Linked DNA regions of Mus musculus: region 1 is linked to region 2. The links are chromatin loops, found by intact Hi-C in ENCODE. Cell type or tissue: heart. All regions are shown on one strand. Links, peaks and the distances in the headings refer to the core of each region. The heading gives the core; the rest is flanking DNA. Region 1 holds the start of Bcl2l15 (BCLl2-like 15). Region 2 overlaps Ptpn22 (protein tyrosine phosphatase, non-receptor type 22 (lymphoid)).

The links. Peaks named below come from ENCODE experiments on the same cell type or tissue, not always from the same donor. Only the 100,000 strongest peaks of a DNase experiment are listed, where the experiment ranks them.
Region 1: a loop joins it to region 2, with 3.0 times the contacts of the local background. A loop is called at or near these places in 10 of 42 quality-filtered maps.

The regions. Positions count from the first base shown.
Region 1 is chr3:103,822,211-103,838,731 of GRCm38, forward strand. Bcl2l15 (BCLl2-like 15) reads left to right here and starts at 10,486. Exons shown (of 4, transcript NM_001142959.1): 1 at 10,486-10,757; 2 at 11,146-11,267; 3 at 13,833-14,060; 4 at 16,323-16,438. The coding sequence starts at 10,622. The coding sequence ends at 16,340. In heart, for the core only: CTCF peaks have their summits at 5,513 (motif pointing right) and 8,644; no DNase peak of the experiment used is centred there; H3K27ac peaks cover 390 bases.
Region 2 is chr3:103,880,317-103,896,837 of GRCm38, forward strand. It overlaps Ptpn22 (protein tyrosine phosphatase, non-receptor type 22 (lymphoid)), which reads left to right. Exons shown (of 21, transcript NM_008979.2): 11 at 1,734-1,820; 12 at 5,006-5,082; 13 at 5,211-6,025; 14 at 8,196-8,279; 15 at 8,419-8,540; 16 at 9,940-9,967. Among named protein-coding and RNA genes, the nearest start is that of Rsbn1, 26 kb to the right of the region's middle. In heart, for the core only: a CTCF peak has its summit at 7,458 (motif pointing left); no DNase peak of the experiment used is centred there.

The DNA.
Region 1 (16,521 bases), core at 4,458-12,457, 58 kb before region 2:
GCTTCTCCTCCCATTGATGGCCGACTAGGCCATTTTCTGCTACATGTGCAGCTAGAGACACAGCTCGGGCGGGGGTGGGGGGTTACGGGTTAGTTCTTATTGTTCCTCCTATAGGGTTGCAGACCCCTTCAGCTCCTTGGGTACTTTCTCCAGCTCCTTCATTAGGGGCCCTGTGCTCCATCCAATAGTTGACTGTGAGAAAAAGACTTTGAGTCTTTTTCTTGAACAAACTATTTTTGCATTTCCAGGCATGCTTTTTAGGTTAGAATACAAAAGTCCCTGTGTATCATCTAAAGTACCTTTTCAGTGTCATGGCTCACACCCCTGAAGCACTTTATTCTGACAAAGTGGTGGACCAAAGAAGAAAACTAATAACTGGCCTGTTGCAGTTCTCTGAGTGCTCTTTCGTACCCAGGCCTTAACATCTGTCTCTTGGCTACAAGAGTTCCTCACTCTCATGCCTCAACACGGGGTGCTTTTCTTCGTTGTGAGCTCTTTTAGGGTGTTTTCCTGTGAGACTCACTGCCTTCATTCGGGATCTTTATTCAAGCTGTCAAAGCTGCCATGCAGAGGCTGAAGATGTGACTCAGTTGGTAGTGACTTGATCAGCATGCACAGGCCCTGGGTTCAATTTACACCACAACATAAAATGGAGTATAGTGGTACATGCCTGTAATCTTAGTGCTCGGGAGGAGGTGGAAGTAGGGTGGTTAGAAGTTCAAGGTCAGTATCAGCTACAATAAGATATTTGAGGCCAATTTAGGATACATAGGACACTGTCAAGAAAAAAAGGGGCCTGACTTAGCAGGTAAGGTGCTTGCTGCCGAGCTTGCAAACCTGAGTTGGATATCACTGACCCATATTGAAGGAGAGAACCAACTTCCACATGTTATTCTCTGATACTCAGCCACATGTATGCCACGGGTGTTCACAAAGTATGTTCCACTGCATGCAAAGTTGTTTTTAAATGATCTGGCATGATGGCTTCGTGGGTAAAGCAGCTATAACAAGCCTGACAACCTGAAATCAATCCTCAGGAGAGAACTGGCTCCCAACGGCCATTGTCTAACCTCCACTCATGTGCCATGTCAAGTGTGTGCACACCCCTCTCCCTCAAATATAACAAGTGTAAGAAAACAAAGCTGCTAGGCATACTTCTAGCAGTTTTACTGCCGTGGTTTCTTATTGCTTGTGCTCAGTTCTTATTTTATTTATGCTTGGCTGTGTTTTATGCAGTGATACCACTAATGCTATAATGCAACAGAAAGACAGCAAGCCAGGAGACCAAACGATCCAGAAAGGGGAAAATGAAACATCAGTTAATCCCACGTGGCTCGGGATGGAGACATAGACAGATGTTCAGAGCATAAGGCTGACACATTAGCTTCAGAATTGGCTTTATAAGTGATTTGTCAGGCAGAATGAAGGGAAGCATTGCTTTGTCATCACAGTTGTTTGTAATTTCTTACTACATTAGGGGTGTGCGTGTATGTGTATGTACATGCACATGGACCATGGCATGGTACTGTGTGGAGGTCAGAGGACAATTTTCTGATGGGTTCTGTGTGTCTTGAGCATTGGTAGTAATTGCCTTTAACCACTCAGCCATCTTTCCAGCCTTGCCATCAGAAAGGGCAGTGAAGGTATGAAGGTCTTCTTTTCCTTATGTCTCTATAATATATTCACCATAATATTTCTTAGTAAATATTATTGAATGAATAGCTATAAGTAACTAGACTGAATTAGAATTAGTAGTAATTGGTACTAGTAATTAATAATTAAAAAGTAATTAGAAGAATTAGGTCTTCTTAAAAATATTTATTTTGTGCATATATGTATGGGTGTGTATGAGTGCCAGGGTATGTGTTTATAAAATTTAAGACAACTTATGGAAGTCAATTCTTGCCTTCCACTCTGTGGGTAACAAGAATTGAACATCAGGCTTGGCAGCAAACAGCTTTACTCACTGGACCATCTTGCTGGTCCCTAGACTAGTCATATTCTGTGTTTGATGTTTGAAGTATGTTTTATTATATTCTATTAACTATTCAGAAAGTAATGGAATTCCACCTAGGCCAGGAATTTCTTTTTCTTTTTCTTTTGTTTTGGTTATTTTTTGAGACAGTTTACTATGTAGCTCTGGCTTCCCTCAAAGTCACTATGTAGACCAGGCTGGCCTGGAACTCAGAGATACACCATCTGCCTCTGCCTTCAGAGTGCTAGGAATAAAGGTGTATGCCATCACTCCTGGTGGGCCAGGATTTCTTTTTCTTTTCTTTTTTTTAAAGACTTATTTATTTTATTTTTATTTATATGAGTACAGTGTAGCTGTCTTCAGACACACCAGAAGAGGGCATTGGACCCCATTACAGATGGGAATTGAACTCATGTCCTCTGGAACAGCAGTCAGTGCTCTTAACTGCTGAGCCATTTCTCCAGCCCCAGGATTTCTTAAAAGTGGCAATATAGACTTTTGGGAGAAATGGTAGCTAATCTTGGTTGTCAACTTGATGTACCTGGAAAAGGAAAATCACAGTTGAAGAATTACCTGATTGGGCAACGGGGCCCCTATTTGAGAGACCGCTCATTTAGATTATATATCTCCTGGAATTGCCAAAGGAAGTAGAAGAGCTTTAAAAAAAAAGTAGGAGAATGACTTTTCTCTGTATTTTATTCATTTAAAGTACGAATTGTCTATGTAGGTGCCGAAGAAACTTCTAAAAGTACAGTTCTGTCAGTTTAGAGTATCTGAAGATGTAGGATGCAGGTATGAAGATTCAGCAAATTGGTTGACTTAAAAAAAATTAAAACCGGGCGTGGTGACGCACGCCTTTAATCCCAGCTCTCAGGAGGCAGAGGCAGGCGTATTTCTGAGTTCGAGGCCAGCCTGGTCTATAAAGTGAGTTCCAGGACAGCCAGAGCTATACAGAGAAACCCTGTCTCGAAAAACAAAAACAAACAAACAAACAAAAATTAAAAACTGAAACTGAAATATCAACCTAAGAAAATAAGCATGGCTCACCCATAATGTTACTACGCTGATCCCAACTTGTGTTGGGAATCAAACCCAGGTCCTCTGCAGAGAACAAAGTGCTCTTAACCTCTGAGCCATCTTCCTCACCCTTGGAAATTGCTTTTGGAAGATGCACTTTTATTATTTATTTATCTTGGTTTTTGGAAACAAGATCTTGATATATAGCATCATGACCAACGTTCATGTCTTATTAATAAGCATGAACTTATTCCTAATATTCTTCACCTTAGGCGCTCTGTTTAGCGTCTATGAGTATGTGGCTTAATGATATATTACCAATAGCTGCTTGCTTATCTTTTTAAATCCTGAGGGCACCTGATACTATCTTCTAAGAACAATGGCCCAATTTTAGCTTTAGTTGATGGAGAAGCATTACTTAACTCATGTAAATGAGAACGCCTGAAAAACATTACAGAGGCAAACATTTGTATGTTAATTGACCATAATTTATTGCTATGAACCAGTGATATCAAATATCTCTCTGTTCCTCTGTCTGGATGGGGGTTCTAATTACTTTTTTCTCAGCTAGGTGTGTGGGAGAGAGAGGAAATATGACTTATTTTCTTAGTTAGAGGTTTCTATATTGAAAGAACCTGCACCTGAGGATTCACCCATATACACTTGGTGTTAGAGATGAAAGAACATAGGCTTTGGGCCAGGATGCTACAGTGCAGTGGTTCTCAACCTGTGGCTCACAGCCTCCTTGGTAGTCAAATGATCTTTTCACAGGGGTCACCTAAGACCTTTGGAAAACACAGATATTTACATTATGACTCATAACAGTAGCAAAATTAGAGTTATGAAGAAGCAATGAAATAATTTTATGGTTGGGGGTCTGCAACATGAGGAACTGTATTAAAGGTTTGCAACATTAGGAAGATTGAGAACCACTACTGTAAAGGGATAGGCTTTGAGGAGACTGATGTCAGTCGTTACGGTTAGAGTGGCAGAAGAAAACAAAAGAAGAACCAAGTATCAGTGGAAGCGTTAAGGCCTCCTTGTTTTCCAGTGGGAAATGGGAGGATGGAATTAGGGCTGCAAGGATGAAGGGAAACAGGCTTGGGGGAAGGGATGGTTTGCATTAAAGGGCCAATGGAGTAAATAAGGCATGTGGAATGCATATTCCACAATATCCCCGAGGCCCTATACTCTCTGTATTGTTTTACAATATCACTTATACAAGATAATCCAAAGAAGCTGAGATTATATTCCAAAGATAGCATTTACCCATAAGTATATCAGCAGTGAAGTGGAAAGGTACTTGGTTGGTTTACTATTGTGAGAAAAGCTTGTGTCTGAGGTAAGACAGACTTTAATTTTTATTAATTACTGTGTGTGCAAGTGCATATGCATATTTGTGCATAATGTGTAGGTCAGTAGTCAATATTAGATGTCTACCTCAATTGTTCTCCATCTTATTGTTTTAAACCAGTCTCTCACAGAACCTAGAGCTTACTGATTCATCCAAACTGACTGGCCAGCAAGCCACAGTGATCACCTTTGTTTCTGCTTCTCCGGGGCTGGGATGACAGGTGCATGCCACACCCAGCAGTTTATATCTGTGCTAGGGATCCAGACTCAGGCTCTCATGGCTATGCAGCAGGTACTTGTCTGAGTCATCTCTCTAGACAAACCTGATTTCAATTTTTTTAACTTATGGGTTTTTTTTTTTTGCCTGTATATATGTCTGTGTGAGGGTGTTGGATCCCCTGAAATATGAGTTACAGACAGCTGTAAACTGCCGTGCAGTGCTGGGAATTGAACCCAGGACCTCTGGAATAGCAGCCAGTGCTCTTAACCACTGAGCCATTTCTCTGGCCCCTCAAATTTCTATTCTGCTACTTTTATTTTGGAAGATTTATTAATTTATTAATTCCAGTTCCAGAAGATCTGGCATCCTCATCCTCTGGCCTCCTCAGGCACTGGACATGCACATGCTGCAGCCACACATGCAGGCAAAATACTCATATACATAAAAATAATAAAAAGATTAACTCTTGTGTATGGTGTGCACCATGTTTACACAGGACCCATGGAGGTCAGCAGAGGCTGTCTAATCCTCTGAAGCTGGAGTTATAGATGCTTGTTAGCTGCCGTGTGAGTGCTGGGAACTGACACTGAGTCCTCTACAAGAGCAAGAAAAAACACTCCTAACTGCTAAGCCATCTGTCCAAACACAGACCTAATTTAAAATTTTTATTCTAACCCAGCACATGCCTTTATCCCAGCACTAAAGAATTCAAGGCCAAGTTCTCTGCAGAGGGAGTTCCAGGACAGCAAGGCCTACACAGAAAAAAAAATCTGTCTCAAAAAAACCCAAAAAAACAAAAACAAAAAAATGATTCTGCCATTTCTAATGTGTGAACTTGTTTTGTTTTAACACATTTTTTTCTTTTAAAGACAGATTTATTTTTATTTAATGGCTATGAATGTTCTGCTTGGGTTTATATATGTGCAATGCATATGTGCTTGGTACCTGCAGAAACCAGAAGAGGGCATCAGATCACCTAGGGCTGGACTGTAAGTCACCAAGTGGGTGGTGGGACCTGAAAGTGTAGCCTCCTCAAGAGCATCAAGTGCTTTTAACTATTGAGCTACCTCTCCAGCCCCCAGTTTTGTACTTAGTACCTTTTTGGGAGTGTGTCATAAATGTATCCAATAGAATCCTCACATTTTACCTCTCCTGAGCATATACCCAGAAGATGTTCCAACTGGTAATAAGGACACATACTCCACTATGTTCATATCAGCCTTATTTATAATAGGCAGAAGCTGGAAAGAACCCAGATGTCCCTCAACAGAGGAATGGATACAGAGAATGTGGTACATTTACACAATGGAGTACTCAGCTATTAAAAACAATGAATATATGAAATTCTTAGGCAAATGGATATATCTGGAGGATATCATCTTGAGTGAGGTAACCCAATCACAAAAGAAGAACTTGATATGCACTCACTGATAAGTGGATATTAGCCCAGAAACCTAGAATACCCAAGATACAATTTGCAAAACACAAGAAAATCAAGAAGGAAGACCAACTCGTGAATACTTCATTCCTCCCTAGAGTAGGGAATAAAATACCCATGGAAGGAGTAACAAAGACAAAGTTTAGAGCTAAGACGAAAGGATGGACCATCCAGAGACTGCCCCACCCGGGGGTCCATCCCATAATCAGCCACCAAAAGCAGACACTATTGAAAATGCCAGCAAGATTTTGATGCAAGGACCCTGATATAGCTGTCTCTTGTGAGGCTATGCCAGTGCCTGGCAAATACAGAAGTGGATGCTCGCAGTCAGCTATAGGATGGAACACAGGGTCCCCAATGGAGGAGCTAGAGAAAGTACCCAAGGAGCTGGGGGGATCTGCAGTCCTATAGGTGGAACAACAATATGAACTAACCAGTACTCCAGAGCTCGTGTCTCTAGCTGCATATGTAGCAGAAGATGGCCTAGTCAGCTATCATTAGGAAGAGAGGCCCCTTGGTCTTGCAAACTTTATATGCCCCAATACAGGGGAACGCCAGGGCCAAGAAGTGGGAGTGAGTGGGTAGGGGAGCAGGGCGGTGGGGGGAGGCGGGTATAGGGGACTTTTGAGATAGCATTTGAAATGTAAATGAAGAAAATTAAAAAAAAAAATCCTCCCATTTTTAATGGCTGGCTTTACTGTGAAGGGAATTCTGTCCTAGAGTTTCCCCTAAGGGTGTATGTGTGCTTTACTGTTGCTCTTTCTCTCCCTCTCCCCACTTCCTCTCTCTGTTAAGTAAAGGACTCAGAACAAAGTTCTTTTAGTCAACTTTGTATACTAATTTATTAATACACTTAACACAAGAAAAAAGTTCAGTGAGTTAGTTTTTCTTAGTCAGAAACTTAGACCCACAGTGTGCTGGTAACTTTCATATCTATTCTCCACATTTCAAAGCCAACGTTCACTGATTCAAATACTGAAACCGTGAGGGATTGTCTGATGTTAAAGGTATGGAAATAACTTAGTGGTAACTCACTGTCCTGGGTAGGTTTTGTCAACCTGACACAAACTAGAGTCATTTGCGATGAGGAAACTTCAACAGAGGAATTACCTCCATCAGATGCCAGTGGGCATGTCTGTGAGTTGTTTTCTTGATTAATGATTGGTGTGGGAGGGCCTAACCCAGTGTGGGATGTTGAGAATACCAGGTGCATTGTTAACATCCCGGTCCAGAGTGGAACACTTGTTACAATAGCTGAAATAGCTGAACTTACTCTTCAGTTATGTAGGGAAAGTCCAGTTACTTAAAGTTCGTTTTTCTTTCTTTCTTTCTTTCTTTCTTTCTTTCTTTCTTTCTTTCTTTCTTTCTTTCTTTCTTTCTTTCTTTCTTTCTTTCTTTCTTCCCTCCCTCCCTCCCTCCCTCCCTCCCTCCCTCCCTCCTTCCTTCCTTTCTTCCTTCCTTCCTTTTTTTGGCTTTTCAAGACAAGGTTTTTCTGTGTAGCCTTGGCTGTCCTAGAACTCACTCTGTAGACCAGGCTACAGAAATCCGCCTGTCTCTGCCTCCCAAGTGCTGGGATTAAAGGCGTGCACCACCACTGCCCAGCTAAATTCCTCCTTTCTTTTCGTGACTAATCTGCTCATCATTTTAAGGCTGAATCATTGTCTGGATGTATTGAGGCTGATTTATCCATCCTTCCACTGAAACTTCCATCAACATGGATGGGAGTGTAACTCAGTTGCATAGTCTGTGTGAAATTCTGGGTGGCTTCCCACCAATAAACCAGAGATGGTGGTAGACACAATTCTGGCATTTGGGGAAGTAGAGAAGGTAGGATAAAAGAGTAAGGTAATTGTTGGTTACATAGTATCTTAGAGGCCAGCCCAGGCTACATGAGAACCTACCTCAAAAATAAGCAAAGCTTTCATAAACATCCACAAACAAGTTTTTGTTTGTACATAATTTTTCATTTTAGATTAAAGCCAGGGAATGCAACTTCTGTATTGTATGGTAATACAAATACTATAGCTTTCTTTTGTTGTTGTTTTTTGTTGTTGTTGTTGTTGTTTTTTCATAAAGAAACTGACAAACTCTCTCAAAGTGTCTGTACTATTTCACACTCCCACAAAGAGTAATGAGAGTCCTGTCACTTTACACCCTCTGCAGCATTAGGTGGTGCTCCATTCTGGATCTTGGCCATTCTAAAGGGTGTTGTTTTGTTTGTTTGTTTGTTTGTTTTTAATCTATCTACCTATCTGCCGTGGACTGACCTCAGTTGGCTCCTCACTCCGAGGGAGAATCAGAGTCCCCGTACAGGTGGGCAGGAGTCGACGAAGAGGTGACAAACAGACTCGAACAAAAGGGAGTGTTGTATCTGAATGGAATTTCTCAAATCGAGCACCAGACTTAGAATACAGAAGAAAAACAAGAAAGCTAAGTGATACAACAGCCAAGGTACATCGAGATGTATAATGGTTCTTTACACAAAACAAAGAAAATGCATACATAAAAAGATGGTGGGAGCCAGGCAATGTATCTGAGATAGGAACAGCCCTATCTAAGATCAGATGAATGGTCTGATGCAATGCTAGTCTATTGTTAAACCCACCACCAGGGGTCCCTTAGTAAATACCTAATACCAGAGGAATAACATATTCCTCTGGGCCTAGTGAAAAATATGCAGCAGGGGAATTCCGTCCTACTAACCCTTTCATGAATAATACAATACTTCAGTTCCTCCTAAAACCACAACCCTTCTACTATTATGTAATGTAGGCTGCCATTCATGTCTGCAATGAGAATTCTAAGTTTACTATTTTGAACTAGCCCTGAGAATACTAGCTCTGATCTGGCAAACTGAGATGCCTGATTACTGACTGTCAGCACTGGGGCATTTCCTCTGGATGAATATCATTCTTAAAAAATTCCAAGCCCAGGGTCAGCTAAAGGACTGCCTAGGACATTGGTGAAGGCCAGACAGTAGAGTTCAACCTGATTTAGGTTTTAGTAAAATCATTTCTTGGAGGCACCTATAATAAAATACTGAAAGAACATACACAGACCCATTCACTGACTAATGCAGGGACAGGTTTGGAGCATTCCTGCCAAGGTTCCAGGAGCCTGAGTTTCCGTGAAACTCTTTGCCTCAGGACGGCGTCCAAGCCTTCAGGCGTCCAAGCCTTCAGGCCTGTCACGCAGACTTCACTCGAGTGGGTGTGGCATCCGTCTATCTGTCTGTCTATATTTGTTCTTTTGTTCATTCATTCATTCATTTAGAATGGGCAGAAAATAGAATATTGCTTCTGACTATGTTGCAGGATAGAAATCCCATTCTGAATAACTGACCTACTGTTGATGCTTGAATTTCTTACTGTTACAATTGAAGCTGTTTATTTTACTGGAAAAGAGAAATGTGGGTGTTAGGTTTGCTGGTAGGTTAGAATGATGTATCTGAGACCCAGACCACAAAGTCTCTCCAGCTAGAGGCTGCCTTATTAATGAAGCCAAGCCCAGATTTGAGAATAGGGCACCGCTGTGCTTGAAGGAATGGGAATCTGGGCAAAAGAGAAATATTTTCAAATCTTATTTTCTGTGTTTTTGAGACAGGGTTTCTCTGTGCAGCCCTGGCTGTTCTGGAACTCACTCTGTAGATCAGGCAGCCACTGCAGGCGAGTGTTCAAGCCTGAGTTCTCCTAAAAACAATAATGAAGTTTAATACTTCAGGACAAACTTCTTGTTAAAGAATGAATCACGGTTTCCTGATTACTAAGCTTTGAGCTAAACAAAGGATATTTACCATTTGCCACATACCAGACATTGTCAGATCATTTCAGATAGTGTTATCTTAATTTGTATAATTTCCCTTTGAAATATCTTGTTACTTTAATTACTCAAATGCCCAACCAGGGTTTTTCCTCCACTGTCCTGGCCTTTATCTTTGCCAGCCTTCCACGAGTCTTAGTCCTTTACTTATTTTATTTTATGTTAGTTTTGCCTAATAAATCCCTAGCCTCAGATGTCACTACTGTAAGGCAGCTTCCCCAGCCTATTGGCTTTTGTCCTCTCCTCATCCACCGTATCTCAAGGGCACAAGAAGCTCTGTGATTTGTCAGTAGCTGCCATTTCTGCTGAAATGTACACTTCACAAGGAGCCATGCCTGTGTCATTTTCTGTGTTGTCTATAGTGCCAAGTATAGTCTTCTACATACAAATGTTCAGTAAATAATTTGTCTAATTGTGCCAAAGGGATGCCCAAGTCAGAAGTTGACCTCTGGTATCTCACCTCCCTTGAAATTACATCAGTTACAGAACCTAGCAGGAAGTATTTCTTAAATTACTCAAGAGAACCTTCTTCAATTCATTACAATTGCTCAACTTACCTCTTCAGTTTATTTCAGCTATAGATAGTTTATCTGTAAGAGCTATCCATTACTCTTACATACTGGCAAGGGTGTGGTTCTGAGATAAGGAACTGCAAAGTCTTTGTCATCCCCTTTGAGCAGTTTCATTTGGAAAGTTAATGGGAACTATTTTAGGACATATCCAATTAGGAAGCAATAAGAGGTAGGCAGCCACAACTGGTTTGCCAGGTTCTCTAACTTCCTGCTAAGCTTTGTGGAGAATGTCTAAAATGAAAAACCCTCGGACTTTTGAGGAGCAAACAGAATGCATCGTGAATTCTCTACTCAAAGACTTCAGGACCCCACTATCCCACGCTGCTAACCGGAACCTATCGGGTGCAGATGAACCATGCTCAGGTAAGGCTCCTAATCTGAGGTGGTGATTACAGGTGGGTAATAGAACCAGAGTCTGCTTCCTCTAGTTCCTCTCAAGCTTTAAAAAGCGAGTCCTAAACTTTTAGCAACATTTGAAATAAAGGATCTTCTCAATAGAGAAGATTATATGACTGCTACTACTGAGAATAGACAATGACAAAACTGTTTAAAAGAATTGCAAAAGTAGCAGAGGCTAGCCTGGTCTACAGAGTGAGTAGACAGCAAGGGGTACCTAGAGAAACCCTCTCTCTCGGGGGTGGGGGGTGGGGTGGGGGGTGGGGGGGGACCAACTATAGAACATTTCTGTTTTGCTGGGATTCAGGAGACTTTCCGTTCCTTCAACATGGTGAACATGTTTTCCCTGTCTTAGGAGAGGATTACTCTTTTGATGTGGCTATCATTGTTGGCCGCCTTCGAATACTGGGTGATCAGTTCAATGGAGAGCTGGAAGCTTCTGCCAATAATATCATTGCGGTAACCATTGGAGGACAGGTCAGATTTTTGCTTTTTAATGTTGTTTGCTGTTCTATTCTATTTCAAGCTTTAATTTCCTCCCTCCTTCCTTCCTTCCTTCCTTCCCTGTTTCTGTATACTAAAAATAGAAATATTCTGTGAGGATTTGGAGGTATATGTTTGTTCAAGAAGCTATAGAGGGAAATGTGATTGCTAATTCTTCAGACATTAATAAAAACCCAGTACTATAGAAGGAACTCATCTTTATCAGAGCTGCCCTTTGTGTGCATAGATCATGTTCATAGTTAACTATTCTTTGAAAATAATCTTTTATGTATATTTGTTATTATTAATTATTACTATTACTGTATGATGTGGGGAGGGGGACACATGTGCCACTGCATGTCTGTGGAAGCCAGAGGACAATATTGTGGAATTCTCCCTTTCCACCTTTGTGTAGGTTTAAGAGATTGAACTCGGGTCACCAGGCTAGTGTGGCTAGTATCTTTATTCCATTATTCATATTTTTAGTGCTTAATTTTGTTGGGAGTGGGCTCTTCCCCTTATCCCAGGGTCTAGCAGTAAGATTCAGAAATATTGCATAGTTTAGAAATCTGATGCAATTAGAGTTAACCTCTTAAAGGAGCTTGCTGGCTTCTCATCAGAACTCTGATTACTGGCAATAGCACTTGGACTTTGTATTAGCCTGAAGATAATAAAACCATCTTCCAGCAGATGTTGCTGATTATATCAACAGCAGCAAGTACTTATTACTTGCCATTATTTCATTGTTTAATCATTATACTTGTGTGTAAATCATTATAGAAACTGCTACTCCTAGAATCTCTGAATCAGCATATGAGACCATACGCAAATATCAAGCCTGCTCTCTTCCCAGCAGTATTCACTAATTTTGAATCGTGCCTTACACACAGTAGGCCTGCAGGGTGTACTTCCTGATTCCATACCATTTAAGAACATAAAAGAAATAAAGTCATAAGGAAACAAGTAAGAAACATACTCTATAAATGTTGAAGATAGGACTGGAGAGATGGCTCAGCGGTTAAGAGCACTGACTGCTCTTCTGAAGGTCCTGAGTTCAAATCCCAAGCATCCACATGGTGGCTCACAACCATCCGTAATGAGATCTGACACCCTCTTCTAGTGCGACTGACTACAGCTACAGTGTACTCACATACAATAAATAAATCTTAACAACAACAGCAACAACAACAACAAAAAATGTTGAAGCTAGGTTTTGAGCCCAGACTTACTTACAAGCACACTTTATTCTTCCCAGTGGACAGTTTAGCGGATGTGTCTGCCTCACATTCAGACAGAAGCTTACTTCTAGCTACTGGCCTTGAGGCTGCCATAAGTGGCTAAGAGTTGGGTCTACTTTTTTCTTCTATATTTTGGACAACAACAACAACAACAACCCCAACACAATAACAAACCAACAACCCTGGATGGAGAAAGACATTTGAAACAATTTCAAACTCAAGTTGGAAATATGGTATAGAGAACTTCTCCAGACATTTGAGAATAGTTAACAGGACAGTTCCTTACTCTGCAATGCTTTTATATTTCCTTCAAGTAAGAAATGAACAGTGACACAGTAGTACTGAATCCTTACTGTTCACTCAATTTTTGTCACTTATCCCAACAATATAATTTATATTATACCCAAAGCCAAAAATACCTAGGCCAGTTTCATGGGTGGCATTTAGTTAGGTATCCTAGTCTCCTTTGGTCTGTATTGGTCCCTTAGTCTTTTCTTATATTTTATGGCCTTGACATTTGAAGATTATGGGAAATCTTTAATATCCATGAACAAACTTGAGTTTGTCCTGTCTTGTTGAAAGAACTGTGTCTGTTTGTCATGTTTCCAATTTGCTCACTTTCTAGCAGAAGACCTTACACTAGCTGGGAATCAGTTATTCTCCAGGGAACTGTGGTTTCTTTCAGTTTTAATACTTAAAAACTCGAGGGCCAGTGAGTAGACTGCTGACTGCTGTGAGCTTGAGTTCAGCCCTCAGGATACACATGTGAAAGGAAAGAATTACCTCCTGTAAGCTGTCCTCTGACTAACACATACGCACTATGGCATGCGTGCGCATGCACAGACACACACACATTAAGTAAGTTTTAGGACTTAACCTTCTGCTCTGACAGGACTGGGCCCCTTTATGCCTCAAAGATCCACCTTGACCCCATCTAACAGCTGTTGTACCAGTTTATTTGAGAGGGGAAAAAGAAGAAAAGACGTTTTATTGTTATTTAACATAAGACTTTGTTATGCATTTCCTAATCATGGAGCAATCCCTTCATAAGCCTGACTTGCTCGCTGCCATGTGCTTAATAGCTTTCTTTCAAAATAAGTAGTTCCCCCTAGCCAATAATACCTGAAAGTATGAACTCTGTAGGTGATTTAATGTTTTTCTCATATCAAAATAACAGAATATTAAGATGAGATTTGTCCATCTGCCCTCTAATATCACCCCATGCTGCCAGTGGTCCATTTGCCACCTCTGAGCACGTCTGAGACTTGCAGCCTCTGGTACTGTTTGAGTCATAACTAACAGAGCCTGTCTCCCTCCTCAGGCAGGAAGTACTGTACTCAACGACACAGTACAGTCTCTCAGCAGAACCTGGTGCACTCAGGATCCTACTTTAGTTTTTGAACGAGCCTTTTTGGCAGTATCAGTAAAACTTCTTGAATATGTGGTCCGTAAGGCTCCAAACGTGGCAAGACAGGTGGCTAACTACGTGACGGGCATGATCAACGGGAACACAGCCATCCGCGAGTTTATCCAGGGCCAGGGAGGATGGGTAAGCATCTGTTAAGTCCCATGCTTTGCTAGGCATTTGTGCTCTTCTGGCTTTAATAAGTAGGACTCTTAATTATGAACGTTTTAGTAAATTGCTATGGAAAAAGGAAATAGAAGCTCAGCCTGTGAGGATTAGACTGCTGCCTGAAGTGTTGACTGCTGGCCATAAAATAATCTCTACCATATCTACATAATCAGCTATAAGTGTGTTGTGGTACAGTTCTAATCTCAGCCTGACTTTATCTGCTTCCTGGTGAATTTCTGAATCTTTATTTCTTGACATCTTTAATATGTATTGAGGACATTTAGAGTAATCGTGTGTGTGTGTATGTGTGTGTGTGGACGCGGGCACGGGAGTGGACACGTGTGTGCATGTGTGTGGTCTGTGATATATACATGCATATGCTTTTGAGTTCAGGCATGTGCCTGCCACAGCTTATATGTGGAGGCCAGAGAACAACCTTGGATGTCAGTCCTAGCTTCTCACTATGTTTGATACAGAGTCTCTTTGTAGTTCCACTGCATATGAGGCTTGCTGGCCCATGAGCTCCTGGGAATAGTGTCTCTGCCTCCCATGCTGATGTAGGAGCACTGGGATTAGAGATGTCCACTACCACATCCAGCTTTATATGTGCTCTGGGGATTTGAACTCATATCTTCATGCTTGTGCTTCTGGTAAGCCATTTCCTAGCCTCCAGAATAACCTTATTATTACCTAACAAAAAAAGAAAACAGTTTGTGAAACAGAGTCTTTCAGACACAACAGGACTGATGCACATATGAATTCACAGTGACTGTGACCACGTGCATGGGTTCAAGGCAAGTGTAATCCCAGCACTGAGACAGGAAAGTGGACACAGGCTCCAACCCCTAACCAAGAAGCTAATTGGAATTGGTACCTGCTGGCAAAGTAAAATTTATTTTTTTCCAATGGAGTCTCACTGAGAATCACACTTGAAGGTAGTCCCCATGCCCAGGAGTAGATGGGCAATACAAAACAAACTCAATAGTATTTTTATAGAGTATAAGTCTCATTTTGTTTCTTTAGGCATTTTTTTCTCTGACTGGTCTTTTACTCAGATATTTTGGCTTCTATTGTTGTGTTTTTGTGTGGGGTGTGTGTGCATGTATGTGTGTGTGTGTGTGTGTGTGTGTGTGTGTGTGTGTGTGTGTGAAGGAGAGAGTGTACTTGGTTTTTGTTTTTTAAAGAGAGAGACAAAGACAGAGACAGATAAAGAAGATAAAGCTGGGTCAGTCGGTAGGGATGGAAAGGATCTGGGAGGAATTGGGGAAGGAGAAAACATGTTCAAAATACATTGTATTAAAAACAATTGTTTTTCAATAGAAAAAACTAGTTTATCTCATCTATTGTAGAGTTGACTGTAGGCAGCATGCTAAGCCTTTATCAATCTGTCTGTCTGTCTGTCTATCTATCTATCTATGTCTTTTCTGGGTTTTTTGTTTTGTTTTGAGACAGGGTTTCTCTTTATATCCCTGGCTGTCCTGGAACTCACTCTGTAGACCAGGCTGGTCTCGAACTCAGAAATCCGCCTGCCTCTGCCTCCTGAGTGCTGGGATTAAAGGCGTGCACCATCACTGCCAGCACTTTTTTCTTTTATAAATATTTATTTTTGTTATTGAAAGTAGATTTTTTTTCATACATTATATTCTGATTTCAAATTCTGGTTTTTCTTCCTCCAGCTCCTCTAAGATCTCTACACTTTTCCACCCACCAAAATTCACATTCTTTCTTGATCTCATTAGAAAGTAAACACTAGAGCTGGCGAGATGGCTCAGAGGGTAAGACTGTTCTTCCAAAGGTCCTGAGTTCAATTCCCAGCAATGGCTTACAACCATCCATAATGAGATCTGATGCCCTCTTCTGGTGCATCTGCAGTCAGCTATGTATAATAATAAATAAATCTTTGGGTTGGAGCAAGCAAGGGACTGAGTGAGCAGAGTTCCTAAAACAATTCAATTCCTAACAACCACATGAAGGCTCACAACCATCTGCACAGCTACAATATACTCATATACATTAAATAAATAAATAAATCTGAAAGAAAGAAAGAGAGAGAGAGAGAGAGAGAGAGAGAGAGAGAAAGAAAGGAAGAAAGAGAGAAAGAAAAGAGAAGGTAAATACGAAACCTGTATCTTAATAATTTGTAATGGCAGTTCCTGAAGGTATCTTAGACAGTTCTCTGGATTCTCAGACAGTTCCTAAGGACCGTCCTTTTGATTAGGATCCTCGCTGTCTTCCTAGGAAAACCTGGAGAGCTGAAGAAGAGGATTATTCTAACCCAGACTGAGCATCACGTCCTCTGACAGATTGGGTGGGCGATTGATTTCTGACAATTAAAACATTCTGTTTTCAATTCACCCAGTTTAGTTTTTTACTGTCCATTGACTCTGGAAGCAGCCTCTAAAAGCCTACCGTGACATTATGCTTTCTCATGTGAGTT
Region 2 (16,521 bases), core at 4,122-12,121:
TATACATTTATACATCTTTAAGATGGAACTTAATTTAGTCACTCGTTCACTCAGTCTTTCATTGATATTTATTATGTGCAAGGCATTTTGTGTATTTTTTTCTAGGAGTTATACTAAGTAGGGAGATCCTGAAGTGCTTCAAGTCCCTTATAAAGGAATTTGCATATAACTTTAGAGATAAAGCAGTTCACAGTGGCAGTTTAGATGTTTTAATGTTCAAGTTGTGAATGAAGGGGAAACTGAAGAGCTGTTAATACAAAAGCATCTGTTTGGCCCACACAGGTTTTCCATGAATAGGTTATGGAAAAAATAATTTTTCATATGCTGTCTGTAGGTGTTTTCTATATTCAACCTATGAGGGGAAAGTTTATGTGAAGTGGAAGCCTTAGCTGGCTTGGAAGGAAGGCAGAGTTTATAAATACACAGACACGGCAATAAGCACCCAGCCTTGTTATAGGACTTCAACATTAAATTTACAGGCAATACTCCGTTTCAGAAAATCCCATCTCTCTCTGGCCTAGTTTTAGGAATTCAAAAGTAACTGGAGAAACTTTCATATCTAGCATTGTTAATGACTAGTTAAACGAACCTAATGGTTGTAGCTGATTATTCCAACACTGCAAAATGGCAGTCTAGCCAGATGGTGCTTCCTGTTTGAGTCCCATTCTCATTCATAGACTTTGTCTCTGTTTCTCTCTGTCTCTCTCTGTCTCCCCCTCTCTTTCTCTCTCTGACGAGGTCTGACTTTCGTACCCCCATCTGGCTTAGAATTCACCACTGAGGACTAGGCTGGCCTTGAAGTTGCAGCAATCCTCCTGCCTTAGCTTCCTGAGTGCTGGAATTCTGGGAGCAAATGACAGTGGTTGGCTACTTTTTCTGTCTTTAAAAAAATAATAATAGCATTCCAACACTCCGCTGGGTGATATAGACGCTGCATTGTTCTCTTGCTAAAAATATCTTTGAAATGTGCTTTATTTAAGTAGGGTTGTAAAGTTTCTGAGGAAGTGCTTTAGGAAAAGGAAAGGCCAAAGTGACGTAAAAAAGCCATAAGCCTTGTAGCACATGGTAAGAGTAGGCGTCCCACTTCTCTGCATTGAATCACTATAGCCGCTCATTTCCAACCTTTATCCAGTGGTTTACCTTTCTTTTGTATCTTTGCTGCTACACAGTTTCAGAAACTTGATCTGAATACACTAAACTAAGTCAGACAATTCTGTTTTTTAAGCCACATGCCAGGAAGTACTTCTGAATGGCCTTGGACAAACTAAATGTAAGCAGGTATAATAGCCTTCCTACTTCATCGAGCAATTGTGAAGGCCAAGTTAGAGAATACATATTGAAGCTATCAATTCATATACTAACCGCTACTTGATAATTTTTTCCTAAATAGAGGTGACTTACAAAAAAATGCACCTAGGATAACATACACAATAAAAAATGCTAGCAAAGAAAACAGAGAGGTTAAAGATAAGTTAAAAAGTAGAGTTCGCATAGGAAAGAAGCATGCCATAAAATCCTTGTGTGTTAGCCACAGTTGATGTAGAATAAGTGTTCCTCATAGCCTAACAGTATGGACACATCCGCCATAGGCCACACACATAAGCCACCGTTCCTGGGTTTAGTGATAGATGGATGTTGTTAGTGATGGATGTTTCCACTTTGAAATAAGCTTCTGTAACTCACCTGATGTTCTGATTTTCTTCATTTGCCTGCTGGCTTGTGATACTCTCCAGGAACAGTACGAACTGGTCTACAGTGCTGTGTTAGAGCTGTTTAAGAGGCACATGGATGTTATCTCTGATAATCACCTTGGAAGAGAGGTAATGTTTAAATTATATGTATATGTGTGTGTATATATGTGTGTGTGTATATATATATATATATTTTTTTTTTTACCCATATGTTTTTGGTTAAAGGCTCTCAGATTATTTGCCAGATTTATGTATAGTCACAGCTGAATTGGAATGTCAGACCCTGCCTCTAAGAACAAAAATCAAAACAAAGCCAATTTTAATATTTTGTGAGTTCAATGCCAGCCTGGTCTACAGAGTGAGTGCCAGGACAGTCAGGGCTACTCAGAAAGACCCTGTCTGTAAAACCAATATATATAGCACATTATGATGTTTTAAGGTATGTATACATGTGGACTGACTAAACCAAGATGATTAACCTATTCATTATTTTATTTACTTATAACTTAAGATCTATATTCTATATAGTTTATTAATACATAATACATCATTATTATCTGTGGTCATTGTATTCTATAGTAAAACTCCTGAATTTAATCCTTTTATCTAGCTGAAATTTCGTGTCTGTTGATCAACACTGTCTCAAAATTTCTGTCTTACTCCCTGATCACTAGCACTCTACTCTGCCTTTGTGTGTTTAGCTTATTTAACGCAGAGCAATGTCCTCCAGGTTCATCTAAGTTGTCAAGAGTAACAAAATATCACTTTTGAATGATACTCTGAATCGAACATAGAGCCTGGGAGTGAGTGCCAGATAACTGCTTTAGCACTGAGATGTATCACAAGCTCTGTTTTTCAACCTCTAAGTTTTGAGACAGGGTTTTGTTAAGTTGTCCAGACTGGCCTTGAACTGAGCCTCCTAAGCTGAAATTATAAGCCTATATTACCATGCTGGGCACTGTGCATGTGTGTGTGTGTGTGTGTGTGTGTGTGTGTGTGTGTGACTGCACCTAGCACTGTGTATGTGTATATGTGTAATAAGTCTGCACTTGTGCATGTGTGCTCACCACTGCAGATACACATAGGGGCTAGAGGTTAACATCAGATGTCTTCCTCAATTGCTTTCCCACCTTATGTTTCTGAGACGAGTGTCTCACTGAAATTACAACTCTTTATTTTTTATTAGACTGGCTAGCCAGCAAGCCCTCTCTCCCCTGGATATATCTACCTGTTCTCATCTTCAGTACTGGGGTTATAGGTCCATCATATTTAGTTTTTATGAGCTTTCTGGGGGTCTAAACACGGGCCCTCTCACAGGCCATTATTTCCTTCTTTTTAAAGGGGGTAATAATATTCCATTGTGACTACATGCCACATTTTCTCTATCTACTCATCTATGGATGGATACCTAGGTTGACTCCATAATTTGTTCAGTGTGAATAATGCCACAATAAACATAAACACACTCCATTAATTTCATCTTCCCTATAATAAACAAATCCTGAAAAATTATATGGTAGTTCTGTTTTTCACTTTTTGAGGGACCACTTTGATTTTTCATAATACCTATACTAGTTCATTCTTCCACCAACTGTATATACATGTGCTGTTTTCCTATATTCTTACTAACATTGAACTGTTGCTTGCCAACAATTATCTATCTGCCTTCCACCTCAGTCCTGGGGATTGAACCCGGGGAGGAACTCTTTAGTTTCCATTATTGATTCAATTGCCTTACTAGTTAATTTCTACTTAGATTTATTATTTGCTCCTTAGCCAGTTTTTATATGGTAAGTATCTCCAAGATCTGAACCATTCTATCTAGGTTATCCAATTTGTTAGTATGTACTATATGTGGTAATTCCATGCAGTTGTTTATAGTATTTTAACAGATCATTAGTAATTTCCACATTGTCATCTTGTGTGTGAAGGAGCATATGTAGATGTGTGAGTGTGTTAATGTGTGTGAGCACATGTAGGCTTGTGAAGGTCAGAGGTCAACTTCAGGTGTCACTCCTCAGTAAGCCATAAACCTTGTTTTGAGACAGAGTCTCTCATTGGGCCTCAGGTTACTGAGTATGCTAGGCTAGCTACCAGGAAGCCCCAGGGGTCCTGTCTCCAGCTCTCTAGTACTGGGATTTCAGGTGTGTTATACCCTGCCAAGTTTGTTTGTTTATTATTTGCCTATTCTGGGAATTGAGCTTAAGTGCTTACCAAAATACTACTTATCCAGTTCCTACATTTTTACCTTTGATTTATAATTTGAATTTTTTTCCCTTAGTGTAGCTAAAGTCTAATCAGTTTTGTTCACCTTATCCATTTTTCCTTTTCTCTACTTCATTTGTCTCTGCTTTATTTATTTATTTGGTTTTTTTCAAGACAGGGTTTCTCTGTGTAGCCCTGGCTGTCCTGGAACTCACTGTGTAGCCCAGGCTGGCCTCCAACTCAGAAATTTACCTGCCTCTGCCTCCCAAGTGCTGGGATCAAAGGTGTGCACCACCACTGCCCAGCTCTTATCTCTGCTTTAATCATTAATATTTTCTGGTTGTTGCTAAGTTTGAGATTGATTTTAGTCCACCCCCCTCCACCCTGCACCTAGTTCCTTAAAATGTAAAGTTATGCTGTTCATTTGGGATCTTTCTTTATAAAATAAATATGTCATTTAGTTTATATCAACTCATGCAAGCTAAATAAACATTGATTTATACTTAACACTACATTTTATTAATTCTTTAAGAATGTATTAAAAATGTTTTGATCATTTTACCCTGACTTTTCTCCCTAATTCTTCCCAGAACTACTGCCCATCTCTCTACCCCTTCCTAACTTCATGTCCTATTCTTTAAAAAGCAACCCACCAACTCTAGTTTGTGCTGCTAATATACTTATGGGTGTGGGGCCAACCACTGGAGTAAGGTTGACCTACCAGGGGCTACACCCTTAATAAAACCCTGACTCTCCCTTCCCCAGAAGCCATCAACTGCCATAGCAACTCAGTTAAGAGAGTGTATTATTGAGCCCACCCCCCATCCACGTTTGTGTCGACTGGCTTGGTTTTGAACAGGCAAGAGCACTGCTTGATGTCCTGAATGAAGTAGTCTTGTCATGTCCGGAATACAGTTTCAGCCCAGTCCTCCCTGATCTTTCTGTCCCCTTTTCCGTGATGGTCCCTGTGCCTTGTGGGGGATATGGGGGTGGGGGACAGGTGTTACTTCCCAGTCTTCCAACTATTAAAATGTTTCATTGACATTGCTTCATGAAAAACAAGACAAGACAAAACATACAAACAAAAACCTCTGACATCTCTTTTGAAGATTCAAGCACAATGCTCAATTCCTGAACAAAGCCTCACGGTAGAAGCTGACTCTTGTCCTCTGGATTTACCAAAAAAGTGAGTAAATTTTGCTTAGCTAAGTACTGACTCACTGTGCTTAAAGGATGAAATCTCACGCTCCAGTTGCTATGCTACTCGAAGAGACCTCTTTTCGGTATGGTCATCATTCTCTCCTTGCTTTCCAGCGCCATGAGGGATGTGAAAACGACAAACCAGCATAGCAAACAAGGGGCTGAAGCGGAGAGCACTGGAGGGTCTTCCCTTGGCCTTAGGACTTCTACGATGAATGCCGAGGAAGAGTTGGTTTTGCACTCGGCTAAATCAAGCCCTTCTTTTAACTGTTTAGAGCTAAACTGCGGGTGTAACAACAAGGCTGTCATAACCAGGAACGGGCAGGCAAGGGCTTCTCCAGTCGTGGGAGAGCCCCTTCAGAAGTATCAAAGTCTGGATTTTGGTTCCATGTTGTTTGGGTCGTGTCCTAGTGCTCTGCCCATAAACACAGCGGACAGGTATCACAATTCAAAGGGGCCGGTAAAACGGACCAAATCAACTCCCTTTGAACTGATTCAGCAGAGAAAAACAAATGACTTGGCCGTGGGAGACGGTTTTTCATGCCTGGAATCTCAGCTGCATGAGCATTACAGTCTCAGGGAGCTGCAGGTGCAAAGAGTGGCCCATGTTTCTTCAGAAGAGCTGAATTATTCACTGCCTGGTGCCTGTGATGCGTCGTGTGTGCCCCGGCACAGCCCCGGCGCTTTGAGAGTGCATCTGTACACATCTTTAGCGGAAGATCCTTATTTTTCATCATCCCCTCCGAATAGTGCTGATTCGAAGATGTCTTTTGATCTGCCTGAGAAACAGGATGGAGCCACTTCCCCTGGCGCTCTATTGCCAGCCTCTTCTACAACCTCCTTCTTTTATAGCAACCCACACGACTCCCTAGTGATGAACACTCTGACCAGCTTTTCCCCACCGTTAAACCAAGAGACAGCTGTAGAAGGCAAGTTTGTTTTTGTTTTTTAATTTGTTTGTTTTGGACTTTGCCTGGTTTCCATTACATAATTTGGTTTCTTCTCACCCTAGCCCTTCTCTTCCTCTGCTTCTTTTTCTTCTTGAAGAAAAGAAAAAAAAAAGAAGAAGAAGCAGCAGAGGAAGAAGTTCTGGGAGTGTTTTGGTGATATACTAAATAAATTGATGATAACAGTAGTGGAGGCAGTCAGGTCTGGGGACCCATCTGTGCCAACAGGAAGGCCTCATACATGGCCAATTCTTATTCCAGACTTGTTTGCCAAAAGCCCATAAGTTACCTTTAGCATGCAGAAGCAGCTTCCCAAGTACAGAGGGCAAACTGATCAACAGCACTGCACGATCTCCCAGTAATATTTGTTATACCCTTATGCATCTGTAATGAGTTGAATGCATTGCTAAGCATTGAATTCTTTTCCTGTAGGAGTGGAAAGGATAGGGCCTGATTTCCTGCGCTTTTGCAGTGTCTAAGTCGATGAGAATATGTTTAGTATCGTGTGACATTTTTTTAAAAAATCTTTTAACACATTTATATTTATCTCTTAAAATTCTAGAATTTTTTTTATATAGCAAATATACTGTTTTAACTAAGTAGTCAGAAAGTAATAGTGAGCCTACTATTAGAGGTTATTATGGGGTGTTTCTTTGCCTTTTCTTTTTAGTAAAGTGGATTGAACCTAGTACCTCACGCATGTCAGGTAGGTGTTTAAGTTGAATCTGCAGCCCTAATAGTTTGATGTTGAAGATGAAGGAAGCAAAGATCATGTTTAATTCTCTTAGGCATATCTTGAGGTAATCTGTGGAGAGCATTTACTTAGAAAAAATAGAAAACTGTTGTTCTATATTATTAAATGTCATTTCTTTTGTCCTTTTTTTTTTTTTTTTTTTTTTTTTGACGTCACAGGGCTTGAATCCAGCCAGCTAGGAAAGAGCTCTGTAACTGAGCTAGAGCCCCAGCACACGTCTCTTTCTTCTCTCTTTTCTTGATTTAGATAAGGTCTTACTACCCATGCTGGCCTGGATTTCATAGATGTCAGGCTGATCTACAACTCACAGCAGTCCTGCTTCAGATTCCCAGCTGCTGGCATTAGTTTCTCTCTTTCCTTCTCTCTGTGTATATGGTGTGTGTGTGTGTGTGTGTGTGTGTGTGTGTGTGTGTGTGTGTGTAGGTCAGAGGTGACTTGTACAGAGAGAGAGAGAGAGAGAGAGAGAGAGAGGTGTTTCTCGTTCTACCATGTGATTCTGGGTTTTCAGAACTCAGGTTTTCAGGCTTTACCCACTGAGTCATTTCACCATCTGATGTTTTCTTTTTATAAATAGCCATAATACTTTAAATTTCTTAGAGCATCAAAAATAACAACAAAGTTATTTTCATAATGTAGCAAAATTGACATGTCTGCCATCTGGTGGCCGTTTCTTATAATGGCATGTAAAATGTTCACACATTTTGAGTATCCTTAGACAGAAAACCCTGTCCTAGCGCTCTAGTTCACTTCCAATCCCAGAAGCTTCTCCCTCTTTCTTGATAAACTATATCTGTTTCTGTAACAAACATTCATATTTTGGGTTCTGGGTGGACTGAAGAAAGAATATTTTGCTTTTGCTTTTGTTTTTAGTTTTGTTTTTGTTTTTGTTTTTTTTTTTTTAAGACAGGGTTTCTCTGTGTAGCCCTTACTGTTCTGGAACTCACTCTGTAGACCTGGCTGGCCTCAAACTCAAAGAACCAATCCACCTGCCTTTGCTTCTCAAGTGCTGGAATTAAAGGCATGTGCCAGCACTATCCAGCAAAAAAAAAAAAAAAAAAAAAAAAAAAGATTTTTAAAAATATCTCCTGCATAAATAAATGTTTAGCTGATGAAAATGTCCTATTGTGAATTCAATGGAAAACAAAAGGAAAGAGTTATGTAGAAGATAATCCAAACCGCCCTAATAGCAACTCCATCAGAATGTGGGGGCACACTTAAATCTTTACATCCAGCAAAGAATTTCAAAGAATAAAAAAATTTACCTACAGACTAATTTATTCTTTTGCCTAGAGTAAGCAAATGCAAATCTGTTAAATTTATACTTAGGATGAGATTAGAATGCAAGAATCTTCTTTATTCTTATAAAACATTGCGATTACATTTCTATTACTTGGTTAGCTCCTTCTCGGAGGACAGATGATGAAATCCCCCCGCCACTCCCTGAACGGACACCCGAGTCTTTTATTGTGGTTGAGGAAGCCGGTGAGTACAGTCAGTAAGTATGAAGTGTGTGTCCCTTCTCAGGTCCCTTCAGTGTTCTATGTGCTGCTGCTGCGCATCCATCTGCCTCCTTTAAATATAACCTCCTTCCTAAGAACTGGCCATACCTGCTTTCTCGCAGGAGAGCCCTCACCACGTGTTACCGAATCCTTACCTCTGGTGGTAACATTTGGAGCATCACCAGAATGCAGTGGGACATCTGAAATGAAGAGCCATGACTCTGTAGGGTTTACACCAAGCAAGGTTTGTCCTTTTCTGACTCAACTCATTTGTATTCAACTGACTGTAGTTTTATTCTACACACTTAATTGTTTAGACATATTTATTTTATTTTAGGTGTTAGAATGTTTTGCTTGTATGTATACATGTGTATCTGTGCCTGCAGAAGTCAAAAGAGGGCATGGGATCCTCTGGAACTGGATTTGGGGATGGTTGTGAGCCACCATGTGAGTGCTGGGAACGGAACCCAGGTCTCCTGCCAGAGCAACAAGTGCTCTAACTGCTGCGCTATCTCTCCAGACCCTTCTCTTCATTTGGACAGCTGCCATTCAATAATTATTAAGTAGACCCTAACGTAAAACAACATGGTAGAGGCTGTGGGGGATGGGAAAGACGTGCAAGGCACATTTCTTACTCTTAAGAAAAATATAAATTCTTTTAAAAAATAAAGGCAAATATTGCAAAAAAAAAAAGAGAAACTTACATTGGAAGTACAGGATGTGTATATGAATCTTTATGTTTATTTTAGGAAGACCATATATCAATGATACATACATGAAAGATACAGAGACCCAAAAGGACATGGGAGCTTTTTTAGGTTGGAAGTAATCAGAAAAACCCAGTGAAAGAGAAAACCTTGAGCCTAAAAGGCAGTTAAAGCAAATCAACTGTTTCATAAGCAGATGATGATTCGCTGTAGCCACTTCATGGGCCCATCATCTTAGCAGTGAAATCACAAACAACAACTTTTAATGACATACACATATTACTTAAACCACTTGGAATAATGTTTCCTCATTCTAGAAGAAAAATCTGTGCTCCTGATAATCTGTTCTACATTTCTATATATTCTTTGAACCAACTATATAAGTATGTACATTGGTTTCAGAGAACAGAAAATCAGTCATTTAGAAGTTTCTACAAGACTGTGGGTGTGGCTTAGTGCTAAGCAAATTGTCGAGCTCTGTAAGACTCTAGCTTTATTCCCCAGTACTAAATTAAAGAAATATCTCCTATAATTGTAATGCTGGAAAATTACAATGTTAACATAATGTTGTTACAATTATTATTAATAGTATGCACACACATAATGGTCTTTTTATTAACTCACATAGTGAAGAACAATTAGCCCTTTTCAGTATCATAAAGGAATTACAATTTCAACAACTTATCTCCAAATAAAATTTTATGGCAATGTTCTAAATTATGAAATAAATAATTCAGAAGGAGATCAATTTAGAACTAATTTCCATATGATATAAAAGTATGAAGATCACTGTAAGAGTTAAGGGTTCCTTTTTATAGTTCAGCACAGTTATGAATTAAGAAATATGGCTGTCACTTAATTTTTAAAAATGTTATTTATTGCTTCAAGCTTGTATTGTGTTTGTACATATTACTCTTTCACTTTTTTCCTATTTAGAATGTGAAACTCCGAAGTCCCAAATCAGGTAAAGACTTCTCTTGACTTTCGATGACATTTAGTCCTAAGGACGTGTGTTGTAAGAACGGCTTGTTAGGAATTCAGTTCAGGAAGATTCATGATGCTTGTAATAGCTTTGCTATCTTGATTCATTTTTGGTTTTCTCAAACTAACAATGTTTGTTCTGTCATGGGCAAAGTAAGGGCAAGGTCCTTTAAAAAAACATTATTTCAGATAGAATATTTTAAAATTCAAATAGTTAAAACAATATTGTATAAAAAAAAACCAAATCAAACCAAACAAACAAATGAACAAAAAAGCAGCAAACTACACTACATAAAAACTACACGTAAAAAGGGACACACAAAACAGAAGAACAGAAGAAATATCTCAGAAGCAAACCCACATGTGCTTCTATAGTCAACTGACTTTTGATAAAGATGCTATGAACATACATGGGAGAATGGATAAGACTTTCTTTCTTTTTCTTTTTCTCTTTTTCTTTCTTTCTTTCTTGCTTTCTTCCTTTCTTTCTTTTTTGTTTTTTGTTTTTTTTTGAGACAGGGTTTCTCTGTGTAGTCCTGGCTGTCCTGGAACTCACTCTGTAGACCAGGCTGGCTGGCCTCGAACTCAGAAATTCGCCTGCCTCTGCCTCCCAAGTGCTGGCATTAAAGTCATGCGCCACCACCACCTGGAAATGGATAGAATTTTCAACAAATGACTCTGTGAAAATTTGGTATCCACATGTATAACAAAGGTGGGCTCCTACCTCTTACCAGTCGCAAAAACAGCCCAACATCTACTAAAGATTTAATTAGAAGACCTGAAACTATGAAATGACCAGAAGAAACACTTCAGGATTTTGGAATTGGTGAGGACTTTTTTGAACAAGACATTAAAACAAAACAAACAAAAACCCAACAACAACAACAACAAAACTACAAGGAAACAAAAGTAGAATAGACAAGTGAAATTATTTTAAATAAGTATCCTCACACAGCAAAGGCAACAGTCTTTGCCTTTAACTTAGAAAATCTTTGTGTTTTATGCATCTGACATGCACAGTTGTGCTCAACATTACTTTAGAGACTCAGATCTTATTTTCTTTTTTCTTTTTTCTTTTTTCTTTAGCGTGTGTGTGTTTTCTAGACAGGGTTTCTCTGTGTAGTTCTGGCTGTCCTGGAGCTTGCTTTGTAGACCAGGCTGGCCTTGAACTCAGGGATCTGCTTGCTTCTGCCTTCTGAGTGTTGGGAGCAAAGGCGTGCACCACCATGCCTGGTCTTAGTAACTTGAATTTTAAAATGGGGTGTTATGGATAGTGACCAAAATGTTTAAGGAAAACAAAAATAATTAACAGCAATATACATACAATGTATATAATATTTCATACTATACACATATACACACACAAACACACGCACATAGAGAATGAGTTCCAGGACAATCAGAGCTACACAGAGAGACTGTCTTTGAGGGGAGAGCGCAGAGCTGGAGAGGTGTAAATTACCTTTTATTCATGTGAATTAGATTGCCATCTCTGAGGTTTACTGCCTCTGTCTGCTAACCTAGGCCTGGTCCTGGAAGCTTCCGGCCTCATCCAATCTAATCCAGACCTGGAATGTTTTCAGCCCCCGAGGCTTACTGCTGAATAAACTCTGGCTCATTCTGTCTTCACCTGAGTCTAGGTTGTTCTCTCTTCAACCTGTCTCTGTAAAACTCTCCCAGTAAAACTGCCTCCCTCTCCTCTCATCCCCTCCCCTGCCCTCTCCTCCCTTCCTTACCCCCTCTCCTTCCCAACCCCCCTCTGCACTGCCCTCTCTTATATTGCCTCTCTATCCTCTCTCTTGTCATAAGAGTTGGGCATATTCTATTCTGTTAACTATTTCTCTGTCCCTTTGTCTGCCTCTCAATTAGACATCACTTTCAATCACAGTTGCTTTCTTACACAAACTCACTTTGTGATTAAAGGTGTGTGCTAAGGCTGAGCTACACCCCAATTTGAAATAGGTTTTTCCAGTTAACAACACAATCTCCAGGTTCACAAGTGTGATCAAATGTCCTGTAACACTCCAGGGTTAATCTCACGGGTTACTCTTCCAAGAGAACCCAGGTTCAATTCCCAGCATCTGCATGGTGGCTCACAAACATCTGTAATTACAGCTCCATGGGGGCTGATGCCCACTTTTGTTGTCTGTGGGCACTATACACATATGATCCACACACATACATGCATATAAACTATGCATATAAAATGAAAAGAAAAAGCATAGGGCCTAGAAAATGGCTCAACATGTGAAAGCACTTGCCTGATCCTCCTGCCTGATCCCCCAAAGCAGCACAAGCGTACAAGGAGAAGTTAGTCACAAGGCTGTTTGCTGACCTCGACATACATGCAGTGGCATACACCACACTCCTCCAATAATAATAAATAAAATACAAAGATAAATGCAGGAGAGAATCTATAGAAAAGGCAACCCCTGCACACTGTTAGTGGAGCTGTAACCTAATGCAGCCCTTATTTAAAACAGTATGGAGCCTGGCTCCAGTGGTGCATGCCTGTAATCCTGACGCTCTGGGGCATGTCATTGCTGTGACAAACATAATTGTCAGAAGCAATTTAGGAAAGGAAAGGTTAATCCCGGCTTGTGTTTTGAGGGCAGGTGTGGACCATTGTGACAGCTAATGCAGCAGAGGCATAAAGACCGTGGTTACCTGTGTTGCATCTGCAGTCAGGAAACGGAGGAAGGTAGCTGGGGTGCTCAGCTATGTACTCAGCTAGCTCTTTCCTTTTTTTTTTTTCAATCTGTAACGCTAGCACATGGAATAATGCATACCACAGTTAGAGTATTTCCCCCTGTTAAGGCCTAGGTAACAGCTACTTGGCTAGCTTACCATTATCAGGAAACTTTCTTATATGTTTCTGCTGTTACCAAGGAACTTTCTAATGCTAAGATTGATTACATATTCTGTTATGTTCTGTGTCCTTGGAAACCAACCATGCTAAAAGTAAATAGAACTGTGTTATATAGTTACCCACAATAAGCTTGGAGCCAAACCAACTACCTAACAGCACTTCCTGTACCTGTATGGAAACTTTTATGGTATAAGCTGCCCCTGGGATGGACCCCAACATAAAAGAGACACCTGCACCAATATAAGAAACTATTTGGAATAAGACTTCCATTTTGAGTAGTGGTCAAGTAAAGTTTAAGTTCCCAAGATCTCTGTGGAAACTGACATCCTACTTGGCAGGAAGAGACATGTACATGGGTAGCTGACATCCTGGTAGGCAAGTTAAGACATGAATATTAGACAAGTCTCATCCTGGTAGACAAGTTAGGACAAGAATATTAGACAAGGCAAGTCCCCTGCCACAATTGAATACCCCAACCAATGGAAACAGGATAAACGTACAACAAACGCTCCTAAGGAAATCCCCTATCTGTATTGGTGAAATAACTTGGCACAGATGTTTGTGGATTTTCGGCTTAAAAACCTTGTAGAATCTTAACTCAGGGTCATGGTTCAGTTCCCGAATCTGGACCATGGCCCTGGTTGACCAGTATGTATGCTCCCTGAGATCAGTGTCCATGGTTTGTGAGGTAACTCCTGGCCCCCAGCATCCCTCAGTTAGCTCACCATTCTTTGACAGGCATGCCAGCAATTCCTTTCCACAGGGACTCTAAATACCATCAAGTTGACAGTCAAGACCAATTATCACAGTTCAACCCCGTGTCACCTGGACACCTAAACATCACTTTGAAGACATATTCCTTCCCCTCCTTATCTCAATAGGCTCATGCCCATCTCATAAGGCAAAATACATTAAGTCTAACTTCAAAGTTCCCACATTTAGGGTCCAATTCCTTGATCAAACCCATACCCTCCCCAGAATGTTCCCATGGTCTTTTAACAGTTCTAATACTCTTTATAATAGTAAGTTCAGAGTCTTTGTTGAGACATAGGCACTCTTAATTCTAGGCCGCTATAATATATAGACTTTTACATTATACACTGTGAAATATACAACAGGAAAGAATATTCTTGTTCCAAAATGGAGGAATGGGGACATAACAAGAAAAGATAGGGTGGAATCAAGACTGAAACCCAGCAGGGGAAACACCGCATCCTGCAGCTCCATAGCCAGCATTTACAGCTCATGGTAGAATCGTCCGGGCTCCAAAGGGCTTGGGTAGCCCCTGCTCTCCAGCTCTGCTGCCTGCAGCACATGCATTCCCGCTCTTGGGTGAGATCTACTTTTGCATGCAGCTTTTCTCAGCAGGCCTCTCATGGTCCTGACATGCTTCACTTTAAGTTAGGCTCTATTGCTACAGCTTTACACAGTGGCCGCTCACATGGAATCTGACACACAATGTCTGGCCTTAGTGGCTCTCTGTAACTACAACCCAAAACTTTATTCATACCTATAGAGCCAGGATCACGTGGCTATTGCTGCCAAATTCTATTGCCACCTTGAAATGGTGGCTGGCCTCTTTGGACCACAGTTGCATCCATCTCTGTATATCTTCCAGTGACCCTAGGAACACACCTTTTTTGTTTGTTTGTTTGTTTGTTTGTTTGTTTTTGGAGGGGGGGGTCAAGACAGGATTTCTCTGTGTAGCCCTGGCTGTCCTGGAACTCACTATGTAGACCAGGCTGGCCTCAAACTCAGAAACCCACCTGCCTCTGCCTCCCAAGTGCTGGAATTAAAGGCATGCACCACCACTGCCTGGCTGGAACACACCTTTTTAGGCACCAGCTTTTGGGTGGTGAACTTCTTGAGTTTTCAAAGTAGGCTCCCTCCATTTACATGAGTTTGAAGGATTTTTTTTTTGTGTGTGTGGGTGTGAACTTTCATTTTAACAAGATGGAGCCTTTAATGGGTGGGGTCTTGTTCTCAGGATGCTTTTCCTGTTGTCCCAATGTACATCCCCAAGTTCCATGTGTGTGTGTGTGTGTGTGTCCATGTACATAGCTTCCACCCTGCCTTTTGAGATAGGTTCTGTCACTGCAGCATGCCAATGTGGGTATGACTTGCTGTTGAGGACACCTCAAGGATCCTCCTGTCTCTGCCTCTTCATTCTCATACCTCCACACTTGCTTTCTTATGTGGGTTCTGGGGGTTAAAGCCAGAGTCACATGCATGCAGGCTAAGTATTTTACCAACTAAGCTGTCTTCTCAGTTTCAAGTTTCTTTTTAATGACACCACTCTATGTAAGAGTTACAGCAGTTCTTAAAGCTGCCTGGTCTATAATGTTAAGCTTATCCACACCGTTGCCCTTGCCGAACTGCATGTTTCTTTTTGCTTTACTGTTTACCTAAACTGTAGACCTGAGTGAGAGAGAGCAGTGGCCATGCCCCTACCCCAGCACTATTCTCTCTTGAATTTCCTCTGCTAACAAACTAGCCCATCACGCCTGCATCCAGAGCACAGGCAGAGTGCAGACATGTCTGTGGCCAGGATATAAACCACATGGTTTCTCCTCGAGTTTCCTACAGCGTCCTTACTTGCCCCCGAAGCTTCTGAGTGAGGTCTTTGCTGCCCATATTTCTCTCTGAATTTTACCTTTCAGACTCCCAGAGATAGGTCCATTAAATTCTGCCGATGGCATTCTAGGGCTTTCCAGCAGGGGGTTACCCATTCCTCTACCCTTTACCTTTAAAGACATTCCAAAGGCCTACAAGCAACATGGCCAAGTTTATCACAGCAATGGCCCACGTCTCAGTACTAATAGTTTCTGAATTATTTTTCACACTGCTATGAGAAAAACGCCTGACAAAATCAAGTTCATGGGGAAAGGTTGATTCCTACTCATGATTTGAGAGTGGAGCCTACCACTGTCTTGGTTTCAAGTGCTGTGAAGAGACACCATGACCGTGGCAACTCTTAAAAAGGAAAGCATTAACTGGGGCTGACTTAAGAGTTCAGAGCTTTAGTCCATTATCATCATGGTGGAGAGCATGGTGGTATACAGGTAGACATGGTGCTGGAGAAAGGGCTGAGAGTTCTACATCTGAATTGGCAGACAGCAGGAAGAGAGTGCGACACTGGGCTTGGCTTGGGGATCTGAGACCACTTCCTCCCCCAAAGCCACACCTACTCCAACAAGTCCATCCCTCCTAATAGTGCCTCTGTCTATGGGGCTCTGGGGTCCATTTTCATTGAAAGTACCACAGTACCATGTACAATCTCTCACTATGATGCAGACTATTGACCGTGCAATCTAGCTAGGATGGTAATAGAGGCATGAAGAAGCTCACAGCACAACCAGGGAGCAGAGAAAGAGGAAGGCTGGTGTTCAGTTCATTTCTCCTCTTTATTCAGTCTTGGATGCCAGTCAATGGCTTAGTCTTTCCTCCCAACTAACAGTCCAGAAACTTCCTCAAGAGACATGCCAAAAAGTTCATTACTTTTTTTTTTTTTCCTGAGACAGGGTTTCTCTGTATAGCCCTGGCTGTCCTGGAGCTCACTCTGTAGACCAGGCTGGTCTCAAACTCAGAAATTCGCCTGCCACTGCCTCCCAAGTGCTGGGATTAAAGGTGTGCACCACCACCACCCGGCAAATTAATTACTTTAAGAC